Linked DNA regions of Mus musculus: region 1 is linked to region 2. A link is a loop called in an ENCODE intact Hi-C map of the cell type or tissue named here. Cell type or tissue: left cerebral cortex. All regions are shown on one strand. Each heading gives the region's core, and the rest is flanking DNA. Links, peaks and the distances in the headings are about the cores only.

The links. Peaks named below come from ENCODE experiments on the same cell type or tissue, not always from the same donor. Only the 100,000 strongest peaks of a DNase experiment are listed, where the experiment ranks them.
Region 1: a loop joins it to region 2, with 10 times the contacts of the local background. A loop is called at or near these places in 10 of 42 quality-filtered maps.

Annotation. Positions count from the first base shown.
Region 1 is chr5:35,519,973-35,528,294 of GRCm38, forward strand. It overlaps Cpz (carboxypeptidase Z), which reads right to left and starts at 5,654. Exons shown (of 11, transcript NM_153107.2): 1 at 5,461-5,654. The coding sequence starts at 5,563. In left cerebral cortex, for the core only: a CTCF peak has its summit at 3,924 (motif pointing right); a DNase peak (open chromatin) is centred at 3,936.
Region 2 is chr5:35,709,838-35,718,159 of GRCm38, forward strand. It overlaps Sh3tc1 (SH3 domain and tetratricopeptide repeats 1), which reads right to left. Exons shown (of 18, transcript NM_194344.2): 6 at 7,093-7,239; 7 at 6,272-6,482; 8 at 5,189-5,265; 9 at 4,226-4,421; 10 at 1,024-1,157. Among named protein-coding and RNA genes, the nearest start is that of Gm31888, 6.2 kb to the right of the region's middle. In left cerebral cortex, for the core only: a CTCF peak has its summit at 4,073 (motif pointing left); DNase peaks (open chromatin) are centred at 4,064 and 4,347.

The sequences.
Region 1 (8,322 bases), core at 87-8,086, 190 kb before region 2:
GGGGCATGGCACCCATAGGCTTCTCTCAAGATCTAAAGTCATGCAGCAGATGGACATAGGAGTGAGCCACCTATGCCTGCTACCTAGAGAGAAAGCAGCAAAGACTCGGCCCCACCCTGGTTACCAAAACCCACTGTGCACAGTATACCTACAATGTGCAAGGCTGCCTCAATTTGGGATCCTACTCCCAGGTTCTTGTGAGACAGGCAGCATTTGAGACACCATACCCTTGCGGCATTCAGAGGGTAGCTGAGGTTTTTAATATCTTTGAGATAGGGAGTTGGTTTTGGTGGTTTGAGACAGGGTCCCTTGTAGCCCAGGTGATCTTGTATGCCCCGTGTAGCTGCAGATGATCTTCAACTCCTTACCTTCCTCCTCTCTCTCACATGCTGGGACTACAGGAGTGCACGGCATGCCCAGTTTCTACCCTCTCAGCTATCAGGGAGTCACACAGACTCTTTTATGGTGTAGATCTTGGTGTGTACTCAGGCCACAAGAAGCCCCTGGTACTCCAGGACATCCTCTCCTCCTCCTCCTCTTCCTCCTCCCTTTCCTCTTCCTCCTCCTTCTCTTCTTCCCTCTCCTCCTCCTCCTGCTCCTCCTCCTCTTGCTCCTCCTCCTCCTTCTCTTCCTCCTGCTCCTGCTCCTCCTCCCTCCCCTCCTCCCTCTCCTTCTCCCTCTCCTTCTCCTCCCTCTCTTTCTCCCTCTCTTCCTCCTCCTGCTCCTCCTCCTCTTGCTCCTCCTCCTTTTCTTCCTCCTCCTCCCTCTCCTTCTCCTCCCTCCCTTCCTCCCTCTCCTTCTCCTCCCTCTCCTCCTCCCTCTCCTTCTCCTCCCTCCCCTCCTCCCTCTCCTTCTCCTCCCTCTCCTCCTCCCTCTCCTTCTCCTCCCTCCCTTCCTCCCTCTCCTTCTCCTCCCTCTCCTCCTCCCTCTCCTTCTCCTCCCTCCCCTCCTCCCTCTCCTTCTCCTCCCTCTCCTCCTCCCTCTCCTTCTCCTCCCTCCCTTCCTCCCTCTCCTTCTCCTCCCTCTCCTCCTCCCTCTCCTTCTCCTCCCTCCCCTCCTCCCTCTCCTTCTCCTCTCTCCCTTCCTCCTTCCCCTCCCTCCCCTCCTTCTCCTCCTCCTGTTCCTCTTCCTCCTGCTGCTCCTCTTCTTCCTCCCTCTCCTCCTCCTCTCCCTCCTCCTCCTCACTATGCTGTAAAGAGCCCAGGTCATGAGTCAGTGCAGTGGATAACAGAGGAGCCCAGCCTCTGGCCCGGGTGGCTCCGGGTTCACCCACCCACACAGCGGGAGCCTGGATGAGTCTCACTTTTCTATTCTTATGGGTTTTTATATGAGGCTTATAGTAATCACTTTAGGAATATAGTATGAAAGTTCTAGAAGATGACCCACATCTAACAACGATGTAGCCTAAGGACACCATCCCACAGTTAGCAATATCTGTTTTCACTGTCCCTGCTTCAGGCCAAACTAACAAAACAGGTTGTCTTGTGAATGTCCTTAGCAGGTACCCCTGGGGAGGACCACAGCCTTTATCCCCAATATAAAAGTCTGCAGGTGCCTACCCCTAAAAACAAACCCACTACAACATGTGTGGATTGAGCACAAGCAAGCAAAAGGGGGGGGGTCAAGCCCCCTGCCGCACATACACATGGCTCAAGGCCCTACCTTCCTCATGCAGGGATCTCGAAGCACCTGGCTGGCCCAGCTCAGAAGGCTGCTAAACTCTGTGGTTCTAAGTGTCCCTGACATGTGCTCTCACGGCCCACAGCAGGAGGACACAGGATGTCAACACTGTCAAGAACAGTGAAGAGAAACTGACCCGACCTCTGCCCAGAGCAGGGTAGCATCATCTGCGGTCAGTGAAGCAAAGCGATCTACAATGTCAGGACGTGAGGAGGGATCCCGTGAGGGACCTGGTGTGACTTCCACCCTGTACAGGGCCCTGTGAAACATTGCATCCAGAGATTCCACCCCCAGGACTCACAGTCTGGCTGCTGCTTGCTCTACATTGACTTTGGACCAAGGTGGATGCTGGAAGGAACCCAGTCAGCTTAGGAGGATGCTTTCAGTCACACACACTGCTCCACCCTTGCTCCTGCAGCTCCAGGCTCGCACAGTGCATAGCAAGGCTCACTCTGTAGGAGCCTGGGTGTTCAGTGAGACCGTGATGAGGGATAAGTAGAAAAATCAACTTGAACTTGACCCTGAGTCCTCTGCCACCTGCAGGCAGACTTAAGGCAAGGCCACCAGGTGCTGGCTGTACCCAAGCTGTTCTGCAAAGCCACCGAGGACCCCAGCCCTGAGATTGGACCACAGTTCAGGGATCAGGAAAGAGAACCTGATGGCTTCATCACCAGTCCATTCTCTCTGGCTCACAGGTGAGGAAACACATTCAGAGATTAACGTGCCCCATGCTGTTTCCTTGTTGAACACTGAGGAGAAACAGTAGTGCTGTCTGGTAGGGCAGCTGAGGGGAAGATGAGGTAACTCATGGGTGTGTCAGTATGACATAGCTTGGGCACACAGCGTGTAGAAGGAGGTGACCTCTTAGGCAACAGCACTTGATCGGGGCTCAAAGGGGTGGCCAGGGGCAGGCAACCACCAAGCTAACCCCCACCTACTTCCAGGCCTCCACCATACCAAAGATGGCAGACCCGTCTGCTAGAGCTGCCATGACAAAACACCCCAGATTAAGTGGGTTACAGCAGTGGAAATTCACCCCACCAAAGCTCTGGATGCTGCAGTCAGAGCCAAGTGTGACCAGCGTGCAACTGCTAAGGGGCCACAGAGGACTCCTTGCCTTGTCTAGCTCCAAAGTCTCCTAGTGTCCGTGACTTATGACTGCCTCGCTCCAATCTGTGCCTGGTACCCCACTTTACCTCTAAAAGTGCTCACCATCAGGTATAGGTCAGCATCAAAGACCCTATCCCTAAGGGAGATCCATTAGCAGCTCAGAATTTGAGATCTCTTCTGGTTATGGTAAAGTTGAAGTGGGACAGAGGAGGGACCCAGAGTAAGGCCATGTGCCTAAGGGATTACACAGCCATCTAAAGAATGAAACAGCACCTCCCCCAGCTGGGCGAGTCTCTCCAGGCCTTTGATGTTCATGCACAGAGCAAAGGATGGAGCTACTTACTCAAAGGCGCTCCATCTTGCCATCGTTGTGTCATAGCCATAGACACTGTGGCTCATCACCACTGCCCGCTCACCTCCTGCCGCCCACAACACATCCTGAAAAACTCCAGATGCCTGAACCTACAGCTCCTTAGAATATATAGAGCCTGCTGCAGACTCTAAAGCCACTCCATCCTGTCTGATAGCCACACACTGAATGTGGGTGTCCAGGGCCCAAGACCAGAAAGTAGAAACCAGCCGCCACTGTAAGTGGAAAGATCCACAATAAAATTCAGACTTAGTGGTTTTAAAAGAAGGCGACTTGTTCTGTGATATCATGTTTTGTTTTGTTGATCAAGTTTACCCAAGCTGGGGAGAGAGAACCTCAACTGAGGGAGGGATGGCCCCCATCAGATTGCCCGTAGGCAATGTGACGATTTTCTTAGTCAATGATTGATGTGGAGGGTTTGGCAACTGGGGACGGTGCCACCCTAGGCGAGTGGGCCTGGCGTGTGTAAGCAATAAGCTAAGGAAGCCATGGGAAGCCAGCCAGTAAGCAGCATGCCTCTGTGGTCTCTGCATCAGCTCCTGACTCTAGGTTTCTGCCTTAATGTCCCTCAGGAGGTGTAAGCCAAACAGACCCCAAGTTGCTTTTGGTTGAGGTGACTTACAACAGCAATAGAAAGCAACCTAGATCATATTCCAGTCATAATTGTATGCCAATGAGGAAATATTGAGGTAATCTTTCAGATAATTGGATTTTTTTACATTATTATTCTCTTTCCTTCTTAGCGGTCCACATGGCTTACCAACATCACCCACAAGGTGGCAGCATTTCTTCAAGGCAGGGACAGAAGCTGCTCTTAGTCCAGCATTCCCTTTTCAACTGCCCGGCAGAGTGGTCAGAGCGCCCTGGGATAGAGCAGGATGCCTGCCCCCAATCACGGCAGAGTAAAGGACTCAGGCTGTGAACCCAGACTCAGGCTCAATGAAGAGTCCTCCATCAGTGAAACGACTGAGCTGAGAGGTGTCCACCAGGCTTGCTCCAAGCCCCTGGGACATAGAGATAGGGAGAAGGTGGGGTGTGTGGCCACCTTTAGACGTGCAGCCTGGGTGGAAGTTGCCGGGCTGACCCAGAAATTTCCAGATCTGAAAGCCTTCTAAACTTCCATGCATGTGCCTATAGAGGAAGACTGGACCCAAAGTTGTCCCTCCCTCCAGAAATATTCCCTGATGTGTCGTGGTTCTCAGCCCAGGCAGGGACAGAGCTCACCTGCGTGTCCTGTCTCAGTGAGGAAATGGGTGTCTGTAAGGCAGCCTTGGGCTGGGGCTAGTACTCCTGGTGCGGAGCAGGCCAGGAAAGGCTTCCTGTAGCAGGTTTTGAATCTATGCATTTTCTGGGATACCAAAGGTTCAGAGAAAGGCCCTCCACTGAAAGTTCTAGCAGCGCTCCACAGCCATGCTCTGCACACAGGCCCAAACATGCTTGCACATGTACACACTTGCCCACTGACCTGTATTTTACTTGTCTATCCTACAGGAGGATGGATAGAGGGCTGGGGGAGGCCAAGGGTAGGGAGGAAGCCCCAGGCTGAGGGCAAAGAAAAGAGGCATTGTGTAGCTGGAGCAGACAGCCTCTCAGGTGACCACAAATCTTAGCTCTTAAAATTCTACAGCTGATACCATGGGCTCCAAAGACCCTAGGGGCTCCGACTAGACTCAGGTGGCTGTTGTTGATAAAGACATAAAGGATGTGAACTAAATGTATCCCCAACCAAATAAGAGGGAAACTGGAGCCCAACTTCTGGAGGGGCAGAGGCACCAGAACGGAGTCCAGAACTCCAAACCCATCCTCAGGACCCTCCGTTGTGATCCCTGGGTGTCCCTCCTTCTCCCTGTCCTATCCCTGCCGAAACATTCCACCCTTCTCAGGGCTACTTCCGGAAATAAAAAGTTATCCTCATTGCAGCCAGGAGTTTTGAAGTCAGGAGTCTGCTGTGGCCAGCACCTACCCATTCCTGGAAGGACAGGGGACTCAGACCGCCTTGTCCTGAAGTCCTGGCACCTGCTCACTCTGACCTACTTTCGGATCCCACCAGGCCAGGTGCCTGCTCTGCCGTGGCGGTGCTGGATGCCTGCAGCCGAACCGTCTCCCCCGGGGTCTCTGGCTCAGATGCTGAGACAGCTCAGTGCCCCAGCAAAGTTTTCTGTACTGGCTAAGGTCTCAATGTGGCACCTTCAGGATATTCTACCCAGGTGACAGAATGCGACCTACAAGGAGAGAAAAGTTCCCAGGTGGCTGGAGAAAGGGGTATCTAAATCTACCCACAGGGGCGGCTGGGACCCTACCGGAGGGGTCGGGTCCAGGCGAGCAGCTGGGGCTGGGGCGCGCGGCAAGGGCCAGCACGGCCAGCGCAGCCAGCGCGGCCAGCAGCAGCGGCATTGTCGGCATGGTGGGCACAGATGCACGGATGCGCGGGAGGGCGCAGTGATGTGGCACTCGGGGAGCGCGAGAGGCGCTGCTGGGCCCTTCGGCTGAGGAGGGGGGGAGGGGTGAGGAGCGGGCTCAGGAGTCGGGTTACAACCGGCAGCGCCAGACACTGGAGAAGGGATTCTAACGGGGAGGAGGAGGAAAGGCAGATAAAAGCCAACCTGCCCCCTAACCCTCCAGGAACTCCGCCTCCTAAAGAAAGGGACTTGCCCTCTTATGGGAGGCTCTGGGGAGCTAGTCGTCAAATGCTTGCTGATTTGGCCTAAAGACTTTGATTTGTGGGCGGGTGGAGACAGCATCAGAAGTAGAGATGGGTCCTGGCCCAGAGCTGACCCCAGCTGGAAGTGAGCCAGGCCTTGGTCAGAGCCAGCTAAATGAGGTTGACTGGGTCTCTCATGCCTGTCCCCTGTGTGGATTCTCTCCCAGGGAAGCTGCGTGTGGAGCCAAGGTGCTGGTACCATCGCACCCCTGCCTTGATGCTGTCAGTGCTCTGATCCTCTGTGTGGGGCTGTGTTCCAGAAAAGTCCCCCGAACTTTGATTCCACCACTTGCAGGACCCAGCAGGGACCTAGCTCAGAGGACCTTCCTGAAGGATTGTGCATCTACCCCAGAAGGTGGCCTGAAGGCAATGTCATGAGGTGGGGAGGCAACAGCCCACTGGTGACCAAACTCTAGAGACTCCTATACAGCTGGTCCCCAGCCCTCGCCTTCCCCCACTTAGAACTCACTGGGTAGATCGCTAAGGCTGCCAGCACCCAAGGAAAGATGGCCAGGAGCTCTGTGTGCTCTCCTTCTAGGCCTTACCATTTGGTGCAGGACAGACCCTGACACAGATGTCTAGCTCTGTGCAAATCTGCCTGCCAGCCCCTTCTCACTGCCCCACTGCTATGGTCCAGTCAGTGTGCACATGTCACAAGCTTGGGGACAATACCTGTGGGACACCAAGGTAGCACTTAGTAGAAGTATTTGGCCCAGATGACATTTGGGGCCATATGCCTTCATGGGCATCCTTTATCAACTGTCCTGGATAGCTGGAGGCTGTGGACAAGCCACTTAGCCTTGGGTGAAAGGTTATAGTCTGTCACTGAATGAGATCCTCCTACTCACAGGGTGCACAGTCCACTTCCATAGCTCTTCAAGTCAGAGCCCTTCAAGGTAGCAGGGCCATACCCACCTCAGCTCAGCTTTTCCCTTGCAAGGGCACTTATTGTCACACCCTCCAGTCCAGTCCGCTTGACAGGCTGAGAAGCCTAAAGCCACTCATGAGGCAAAGAGTTTCATAGAAACTCACCTCCTGGAGTTTTGGTGTTATCATTTACCCACATACTCATACTCTATTCCCGCGTTAGTCTGGTGTATGGAACTATGAGTTCTCTTTTAACCATAAAAGAGCCAGGGAATCCCACTGAGATAGAAATCTTTAGTACAGGCTACATTGCATATTAGAAGCAAGTTGGTGAATTCTCCTGACAAATGAAGATTCTCCAGTTACTTAAAAGTTACACTCATATAAGAATTTAGCAAGGCCTAGGAATTAGGGGGGTTGTGATATTGCATTATTCTTGAGGTCTGCCAAGAGCAGTACCCCCTGGTGCTAGCCTTCACAAGGTTCAAAGGTATAACACTAGAATGTGAAATCCTTACCTGTCACTAAGCGACCCTAGGCAGGACTGCTTTATCTTTACTGTAAACATTTACCTGGTTCCTGTAAGTCCCTTTGTAGTCATTCCTTTGTTTTGTATCAGGTAACTTCAATGTACCTTGCCTGCTGTGACTTCTGACCCCTTGTATTTTCTGTACTATATAAGACTGATGTTCACTTTGTGAGAATACATTCAGATTCTACACAATCTCTCATGTTGGTCTGTCTGTCACTCTACCGATGCTTTGCCCAGAGACCCATTCCACGCAGACAAAGGGACCCTGAGGGTCTGCGGCAACTTATGTCTGCCCACTAGCCTCCCAAGCTCCTACCTTTGACCTTCCCTTTGGAGGGGCTCCTGGCTAAGGCCCTCATCTCTGAGTCCAGCTGGCAGTGGGCAGGCTGTGGGAACTGCGGGTCTGCTGCTATCCCCTTCTGCCAGCAGGTTTGAGTCTCACGCACAAAAGCATGCAGCTGTGGGACCTGGCTGTGCAGCCCTCGGTGGGGGCTTGGTCTTCATCCTCAGCAGTACATAGGAACCCATGCAGCTTAGAGACCACAGCCCTTCCGACTTGATAAAATAGGCTCCACAGAGCTACCATCATCACCCTCCAGACCCCAGATGTCCTGGCACCAAGATCTCCCTTCTAACCCAACCTCTGGCTCATCAGCCAAGACAATGCAGTCCCCCTATTAAGCTATTCTTCAAGAGGAAGACACAGACAGGGTTACACTTTCCCAATGGAGAAGGGACTGCATCCTCTCCATCTGACTGAAGCTCTAGACCAGAGCAGGCAGCCAGGCACAACAGAGGCCTCAGGACAGAGCAGCTTCTGCACGGCCAGGATTGAGCTAGGTGACCAGCAGGGGAAGCTCGAGGGTGTCTACACAAGCCTCAAAGCCTGGAGCAGGAAGAGAGGCTCCACAGGAGCATAGCCACTGTCCTCCCAGCTATGAATGGACACCCCTTCCCCTCCCCCAAGCTTGGCCAGCCTGGGCACTCTCCACTGCCTTAAAGTGATGGACACAGCAGGGAGTAGGAGCACACAGGTGGGGTGTGTCACTCCCTGGCCCCTGA
Region 2 (8,322 bases), core at 87-8,086:
GGAGCACATGTCTACCTCGGGTGCCCCTTCCCCCGCCCCCACGCCTACTGGGGGTGCCTGTGATCATTGTCAGCTTCACAGCGAGCACAGGCACAGACGCCAAGCAGCAGAACAAACCGGCTTGAGCTCCTTTTGTAGGTTGCTTGTCACCCAGGGTGGCACTTGAACCCTCATTCCCACTTACTTGGGTGAGCACTAACTGCCTGCTGGGTTGCCATAGCTACCAAATGAGGAAAAGCACTGAAGAAGACATGCATGACAACAACGTGCAGAAGAGGAAGGGCACCACCTTTGGAAGTTCTAGGTCCTGGAATTCTAGAGGTCAAGTGCCCAGGCCAACCAACAGTCATGAAGCCAGTTCTGCCTGAGCTGGAGAAGTGAGTCTGACCAGCACAGGCAGAGGACCAGCCTCAGTGCTGGTAAAGGTGCTGTCAGATCATAATGGGGCCCCACATTTTCCTGTCCACAGAAGCTAAGGGCCCAGTGTGTCTGCATCTGGTGCTTGATGACAGGACATAGGCTCCTTCAACACCCAGAGCCTCAGGACTACTTCCTTGTGTCACCAGTCCCTGCCGTCTTTGGATTCTAAGCCAGGTTGTTGTCTGTACCCAACCCTGAGGACACAGGGTTGCCTTGCCCTGATCCCTAGTGTGGCTTTCACTGCTTCTTTGGAGGATGGCCTGAGGGAGGCTGCATAGTTGGAAAGGGAGGGGAAGAGAGGGTCCCTAGGGAGTTCAGAAAGAGCCAGAAGTATCCAGCCCACGTCCAGCTCTCTTGGGACTAAGGCAATAGTACATCAACCCAGCTCGGGCAGGGAGGGCAGAGTCTGACAGTCATGTGTGGCCTTGACCAGACTATTGGGCTCCACCCATTTGCAAAACATTTGGCCCACACCCTTTATGCCAGTTTCTGCTCTTCCAGGAATCTGCCCGGGGGAAGACTCTAGGTTAAAATGACTTAGCAGCACAATCTTGTCTCCACAGCTTACAGAGAGACCAGAGGTGCCACACTCCCTGTACCTACCCAGGCTGCATGTGGTGCACACATCTGTGCCAGATGTCCTGCTCAGGAGCCGCCGGGCATCTTCGTCTGAGAAGTGGCCCTCACTTCTGAAGAATGACCTTTCTTCCTCACTGAGGAAAATGGCACTTTCCAGGCTAGGAAGATAAAAAGCAAACCACCTTATTTAGAAGAACAAATTTTCTCAAAGCCCAGGAGGCCCAGTGTGAGTGGGCAGATGGAGTTGGGCCAAGAAAGTCATCTTTAGGTTAACCAAGTTTAGTGTCCTTCCAGGACTTTGGAACAGAGCCACAGGCCAGCTGAGTCTCCCTCCTGTGTGAGCCAGGTGGCTCGTTCCATTGCATTTCCTTGCTATCTCACGGAGGCCACGGCCCCCTGGGAGCTGTATTCTCTATCATAGGATGGAGAGACTTCTGATTCAGGGATCTTAATCAGCAGCCAATTATCTCCACAGCTCAACTTGTGGTTTTGTCTTTTTTGACAAAATTTCACAGTCAGATCTGGATCTTCTCCCCCATCAGACTGCTGGCCCCACTCAACCTCAATGAAGACACTAAACAGAAACAAAACCTGCCCTTGAGGGGACCTTTGCTGAGCCCAGAATAAGAAAGCCTGTAAACGGGCCTGAGGGAGAGCTCAGAAGTTAAGAGTACTTGTTACTGTCATAGAGGACTGAGTCTGTTTTCCAAACACAACCATCTACAACTTGAGTCCAGGGGATTCCATACCCTCTTCTGTCCTCCGCAGGCATGAAGCATCCATGTGTGTACAGAAAGACACATAGGCAGGCAAAACACTCGTACACATGAAAAAAATGACCTTTCTCTATATATATGGATGTAGAGAGATAGAGATAGAAATATTTAGATTATAAAGATCCTGGGAAGGTTGAGTGCCAGGCAGATTCTCAAAGCCCACTTGAACTCTCCCCTGTGAAACCACCATCCTTCTCACAGTACCCAACACAAGGACAGGGCTCATGTGGCCATGAAGTCAGGCAAAGGAAACAGGGAAAGGTCAGAGGCACAAAAGGAAGAAGACAGAGGAAGGAGGCGATTTTGCCTGTATGAGTAAGTCAGCAGGACACTGTGAAACTAATAAGCTTCAAAGAAAACACAGCGCAGTTTCCGGTCTCTACCCAGCGAGCCTCTGCTTCAGAAACAGAAGAGAGGAAAAGGTGACTGAAGGCTGCTAGGGTGGAACGGGTGACACAGTGAGTGTGACATGCGTGCTGGAATCATCTTTGCTTGTGAACATCGTGGTGGCAAGGTGTCTTGGTTTTTGATACCTGTCCTGTGGTTATACTTGAGATCCTGGCTTCAAGAGGCAGTTCTTCAATGGGGCAAAGGGCCTTAACTTGTATAACTTATCCTCAAAGGCTCGGAGGACAAGCACAAGGAAGAGAGAAAAAGAAGAGAAAGCAACCAAGGTGAGAAACCGTTCTCAGCCACCAGCAGGTAAGGGACAGGTTGTGGCTGTGTTCTTCTTGTTCTGTAAATCCGAGATCGCATCAAGACAGGAGAGGAACCTCTGGGCTGTTACCAAGCTGGAAGCTTCCAGGTTCAGGGCAGGAGAGACACCAGAAATACTGGAATGACAGAGAAGTAGGTACAGTCCCTTGCTGTGAAAGATGATGTCAACACCTCTAACACTCTAGGGAGACAGGGAAGAACGGACCAGATCCGTGCTCTTCCAACCCTGACTTCTGTTAAGTTTGGAACTGTTGAAGCCACAAGGACCCCCACATCTGTCAAAAGGCCCAGCAACAGAGTAAACATTCTCCTTAGAGCTGTGCTATCTCTGTAATGAGAGACCTTGAGACATAAGTCACGAGCCACTCAGCTGTTCTCAAGAAACAGCTGAGTTAATGAGGTCACCATGACGTGACACTGTGCAATACAGGAGAGCCCAGAATTCTGTCACTGGAGCTGAGTGGAGAGTCTGTGGAGGTGTCCCAAAAGGCGTGTAGACAGACTGTGCCCCCATCCTGTGTGCACACTGACATTTTGATAGAGTACCAGGAAATGCTGCTCTAAGTTTGATCAGCACACAGGTCCTGCCAGTGTCCTCCTGGTCTAAGTGACAGATGATAGGATGCTTTAAATCAGGGTACAGAAGGAAATGGACTCAGTGATGGCTGCTGCCTTAGAAACTGCATCTGAGAGTTGCATATGGCATCCAGTCCCCAGCAAACCCAGTTTGAGGAAGGCATGGCTATAGAGGGGACAGAAGCAGAGAGCATACACCTGTCTCTCCAGGCTCCTTGACTGAGGTCCTGTCAAAGGAAACCATGAGCTGACCAAGGGTGGCCTCAGCTAGACTCACTGTCCACTCCCCAAACACTCGCCACCCACCATTGCTCAAATCTGTACAGAGTTAGCCCAGAAAGGACTGGAGCACTCCCCTGGAAGTCCCCTCACCTGGAGCAGGTGCAGACAGGGTTCTCTGGGGGATAGGACAGGGACAGGGACTGGTGATTATAGGTGGGATTATAGGCTGGCAGGCCCCCCCCCCAAAGAACCTGATAACAGTGGAGTCACCCGCATCTGTTCAGAGCGGAGAAAGGGTGAGCTGCCTTGCATCTAGCCTTGGGGGGCTGATGGCAAGTGAAACCGGAGGCCATGGAGACCGGGTCCAGAGGCTTCGCAGGGCTTTATACTGAAGGGTAAACACGGAGAACCTTCAAAATGCCTGTCTCCCGGGAACTGGAAGGCAACTAGTTTTGGAAATTGGGTCCCTGTGGCTGTGACTAGCTAAGGTCAGGCAGATGGGAGCTGGTGGGATGCACAGTAGGACAGCAAGTGTCTCACAGGAGACAGACAAGGGTGAGGAGCCAGCAGGAACTTGCAGGATTCAGCAGAAGGCAGGGAGGAGCAGGCCAGGGGGAGTGAGTCTTGACAGGAAGGGGCACGCCACACACCACAGCAGCTCAGCTGCTCTACCTCAGCCCCAGGCTCCTGCCTTGGAGGCTATACCTAGCATGTGACCCTTTTCACCAAAGCTGTAGAGCTGACACTGCGGATAAGCACACTATACAGTCACACAGTGCCCTCTGGTGGCATCCTGGAAAGGCTGAGCCAGGCCCAGTGGAGAAGGAAGGAGCTGCCCAGGACAGCGCGCTGGTGGTTCCTGAGAGGCTAACAGAGGGTGGCAGGATCCCCGCAGGAGCAGTGTGGGGTTCAGGAAAGGGGCCTCTGCCACTCACTCAGATGCCGGGCCCTGCATGCTGACGAGGCCAGTCCTCACAAAGCCCACCTGGCCAGAGGCCATGTGCCGGCCCACACACCAGGGCAGGCCAGGCACCTGGGCACCGAGGATCTCGATGACATCACCAACGCTGAAGGACATCTCTTCGGGGCCTGAGCCCTGGAAGTCAGCTATCGCAGAGGCCAGGCCAAACCCTGCAGAAAGAAGGTTATGTGGTTAGAGCTGAGGCCCTGTAGGCACAGAGGGTAGCCTCAGACTCATGCTGGTGTCTCTGCATGGCCAGAGGTATGTGAAATGAAGCCTGACTCTGGAGGTTGCTGGTCCTCAGAAGGGCAGTTTGATCCTCATACCATATGGGCCACTGAGGCTGAGACACTGGTGAACTCTGTCCTGGGCCACCAACCTCCAGGCACAGATCTCTGCCTCATGCACCTTAGATCTTAGGCTCTCCCATCACCCACAGGGCCCTGTGTATACTTAGCGGACACAGGGACCATCCAAACACCAGTTGGCTCCAAAGGGACAAAGAAATCTGCTTCTCCTTGTGCCCCCAGGAGCTGACAGGCAGGCTGCAGGACCAGCTCCTCACAGGGAAGGCCCAGGACAGGGCCAGATAGCCTATCCATCCTCCATCCTACCTCATAGATTCTACCAGAGTCTAGCCAGCCAGCCAAGCTTAAGGTCTCCCAATGAGCCAGACTCAATGAGGTATCTTGAGATGCTACATTCCTGTGTCTGTGAGGTGAGAGAAGAGTCCCAGCCTATTTCCCCAGGTGCTGGGCAATTTAGTTGAGCCCCGAACCTCTCTGAGCTTTAAGTAATCCTGAGTATTGTAGAAGGGATGCTAGCTTCCTCTTTGGGCTTAGGGGACAATCAGGACAAGTGCAGAAACTTCCAGAATACTAGTCTCGGCTACCTTCTTCAGCTGCCTCTCCCCCAAGGAGGGAAGTCTGACACTCACTCATGAGCTGGGCATCAGGTGTCCCAGGTCCACTCATGGATTCATCGATGGGATCCCATGGGACCCTGAGAGTCCACCTAGAGTAGGGAAAAGAGATCTATGCTGTAGAGGCTTGGATGAGGGACAAGTATATCCTCCAGACTGCTTAGGAGTGACACACATGAATCGCACCTTGGGGACACACATGAATCGCACCCCTCCCACATACCTGCCCAGATGTGCAGCCCTGAGGCTGCTGTGTGTAGTACCACACCTGATACCATGGGCCCTGCAGATCCCTCCCCCCACCCCCAAAGTACTTGCCCTGCCACTCTCCTGGAGCAGGCAAGGCCAACAGATTGTAAAGGCCTGCAGCCTAGACAAAGGCCTGAATTTCAACACTGGGTCTCCTGGATTCTCATCTGCTATGTGGCCTGGTCAAACTGACCCTGCCTTGGAACCCAACCTCTCCAGAAATCTTGACTGATTACTGCAGGCCCTCTTCTATGGAGATCCTTACACTAAAGAGCATACTGTATCCCCTGATGGAACAGCCATTAGCCCCAGTGCATAGGGAATGTTCCGGGGAGAAGCTTCATCCTTTCTCCAAGGAGAGCCCTCCAGCCACAGCTGTCACTTCAAAGGCATGGCTACCTAAGAGGTGAACTTTCTCCTTTGGCTTTGGTGGCCAGGAAGCTCCTAGCAAGTTTGCACTCCCTGCACAGCCGTGGACAGGAGTCCCCATGTTCCCTCTCCTCTAACCTCTGGCTTGACTTCCTTCAGTCTCCCTTCATGCAGATTTCTGTGTCTGTGCCTTGAATGTGACCCTCCAGAGTGAGCATGGCAAGTAGCATGTGCTACGTTCAACTCTCCCCTCGTCCCCTAGGCAGTAGAGCCTCGGAGACGTCATTTCTCCTCCAAGCAGTCAGATGCCTGATTGAACTTCCAGCCACACTACATGAAGCAGCAGGAGGGCCCAGAGGGCTCTGTCCTCTGCCTGAGTCATGTGTCTCTCTGGACACCCAGCATCTACAGATGGAGTAGGGTCCATGAGGTCCCGCACCACCCAGGGCCTCAGAATAAGGACTCCAGTTTGGTACCTACTGGTGAAATGGAGTCAAGGGCTCTGGTTCGGCCTCTGCTGCTTCCACATTGGAGGACATGTTGGGTGTGGGTGATGAGGAGTCTGTTTCCAGGATTGCCACTCCCAGAGGGACTCCCGAAGCCCGTCTGAGGGTCTGGGGACCCTTCCCTGCACCTTTGGGTCCTATCGTCCTTCTTACTCGGTGGTCAGGACACAGAACAAAGATGGACCCTTTGAAAGGACAGATATGGTCATCAGAGTGACCCGCAGGACAGTCGTGGTTCTGTTAAACAGGAAAGCTGCCAGCCCCAGCCCCAAGACTCATGGTGAGGAGAACAGAGCCCCATGCAGGAGCCCACTCCACCCTCTTCTTCCCAGGATACCCTTGTCTGAAGGCCCGAAGGAAGTCCAGCCTCAGTTCAACTGAGGCTATGAGGCCGACTAGGATTCTCTCTGGGCCTTAGTCCCCACCTGCACTGTTCAGAGATAGACATGGGATTCCCATGTTCCTTAGTGCTTGGACGGTTATCAAGGAGCTCATCTGGGTGTCTACCCATGCCAGGGAGGTAAAGCAGCCCTGAGGGTCCTTCCTGGGGACTCAAGGCCCTTCCTCTATGGGGCCAACATCTCACATCTCAGGCAAGTGTGAGCATAGCAGACAAACTCTTTCTCACCTTCCTCCTCACATCTCACCTTTTTGGGGAGCCATAAACATTTTTTTAACCAATGACAGTGTATAGAGGGCATCTTATGCTACATCTCCCCCCACCCAAGACACTCCCGTTCCCCCACAGTGTCCCCAGCCCTGTGTGATTTAACCAAGGTCATGGTTGCTGCCTACCTTCCTGTGTGAGGAGGTTCTTGTGTGTCTGCTTCAAGGCATCCTTGTTTACATACATGAGGATGGCAGTCTCCTCCTCCTCACTGGGGGAAAGCAGCCAGAAGGTCTGGTCTACCAGCAGGTTCTCCAGGCAGTGGTGTGTGAAGCCTGCAAGGCCAGGATTGTCACCCACAGGCTCCAGGGGGGGTCAGGGGACCCCATGACCTCAAACACCGGACCTGGAGAGGTCCCTGACATGCTATTCTTCCCTGGGAATATCCCAGTACCTCCATACCCTACGGAGCCCTATCTCACTGTCCTGGCTGTTAGGGTTATAACTTCATAACTACTCTATCATCTGTCCTTGTTGTGCCTTGGGATTCAGAGATGTCAAGGGTGCAGAGCCCTGTAGGCACTCTGAGATGCCCATGGCCCAGTGTCACTACCAGTGCCCTCCATGATCATTTCCATCATTCCTGCACAGGCCTGTGAGATGCTGGGTGTCATGGCCTGCACAGGGGCCATCCCTTTATCAAGTACTGCTTAGCTAGGAGGCATAGCCACACTCCCTTTATAAAGTCAGGGCAAATGCAGAGAGAACCTTTCATTTTCAACAAATGTGGGTGGACATTGAGGACAGGAACTAAACGGGCATTGTCTTCAGGGTGGCACAGTCCCCAGTGGTGCCTAGAAGGTGGACAAAGAACAAGCTGACTCACGAGACTGAGCAATGCACCAACTTCTGGTGGCTCCTCCCTGTCTGCCTGGAGTGCTGAGAAATGTGACCCAATGGCTTCCACAGAGACACAGCCGCAGGTATGAACACATTGTTGTCATCTCCAAAGTCTTACAAATCATACTGGGAAACACTGCATAATCAATTTCTTAAAATCTCCTGGCTTTTGGTTCGGTTCGGTTTGATTTCTTTTTCCAGGGTTTCTCTGTGTAGCCCTGGCCATCCTGGAACTCTCTCTTTAGACCAGGCTGGCCTTGAACTCAGAGACTCATCTGCTTCTCCCTCCTGGTCGCACACCCTTTGATCCCAGCCAAAATCTCGCAGTTTAAGTAAATTTATGAGTCTGTGTTGGCCCACATTCCTGGACTGCCTATAGCTCACAGGCTGTAGTCCAAGGTCAAGACAGCAGGCATACCAGGGTGTGTCAGATGCAAAAGTCCAGCCTCCCTCTGAGAAATGCAGGGAGGGGCCACAAAGCTCAGTTCCATATCCTGCAGCAAAGCCCTGATCTCCCA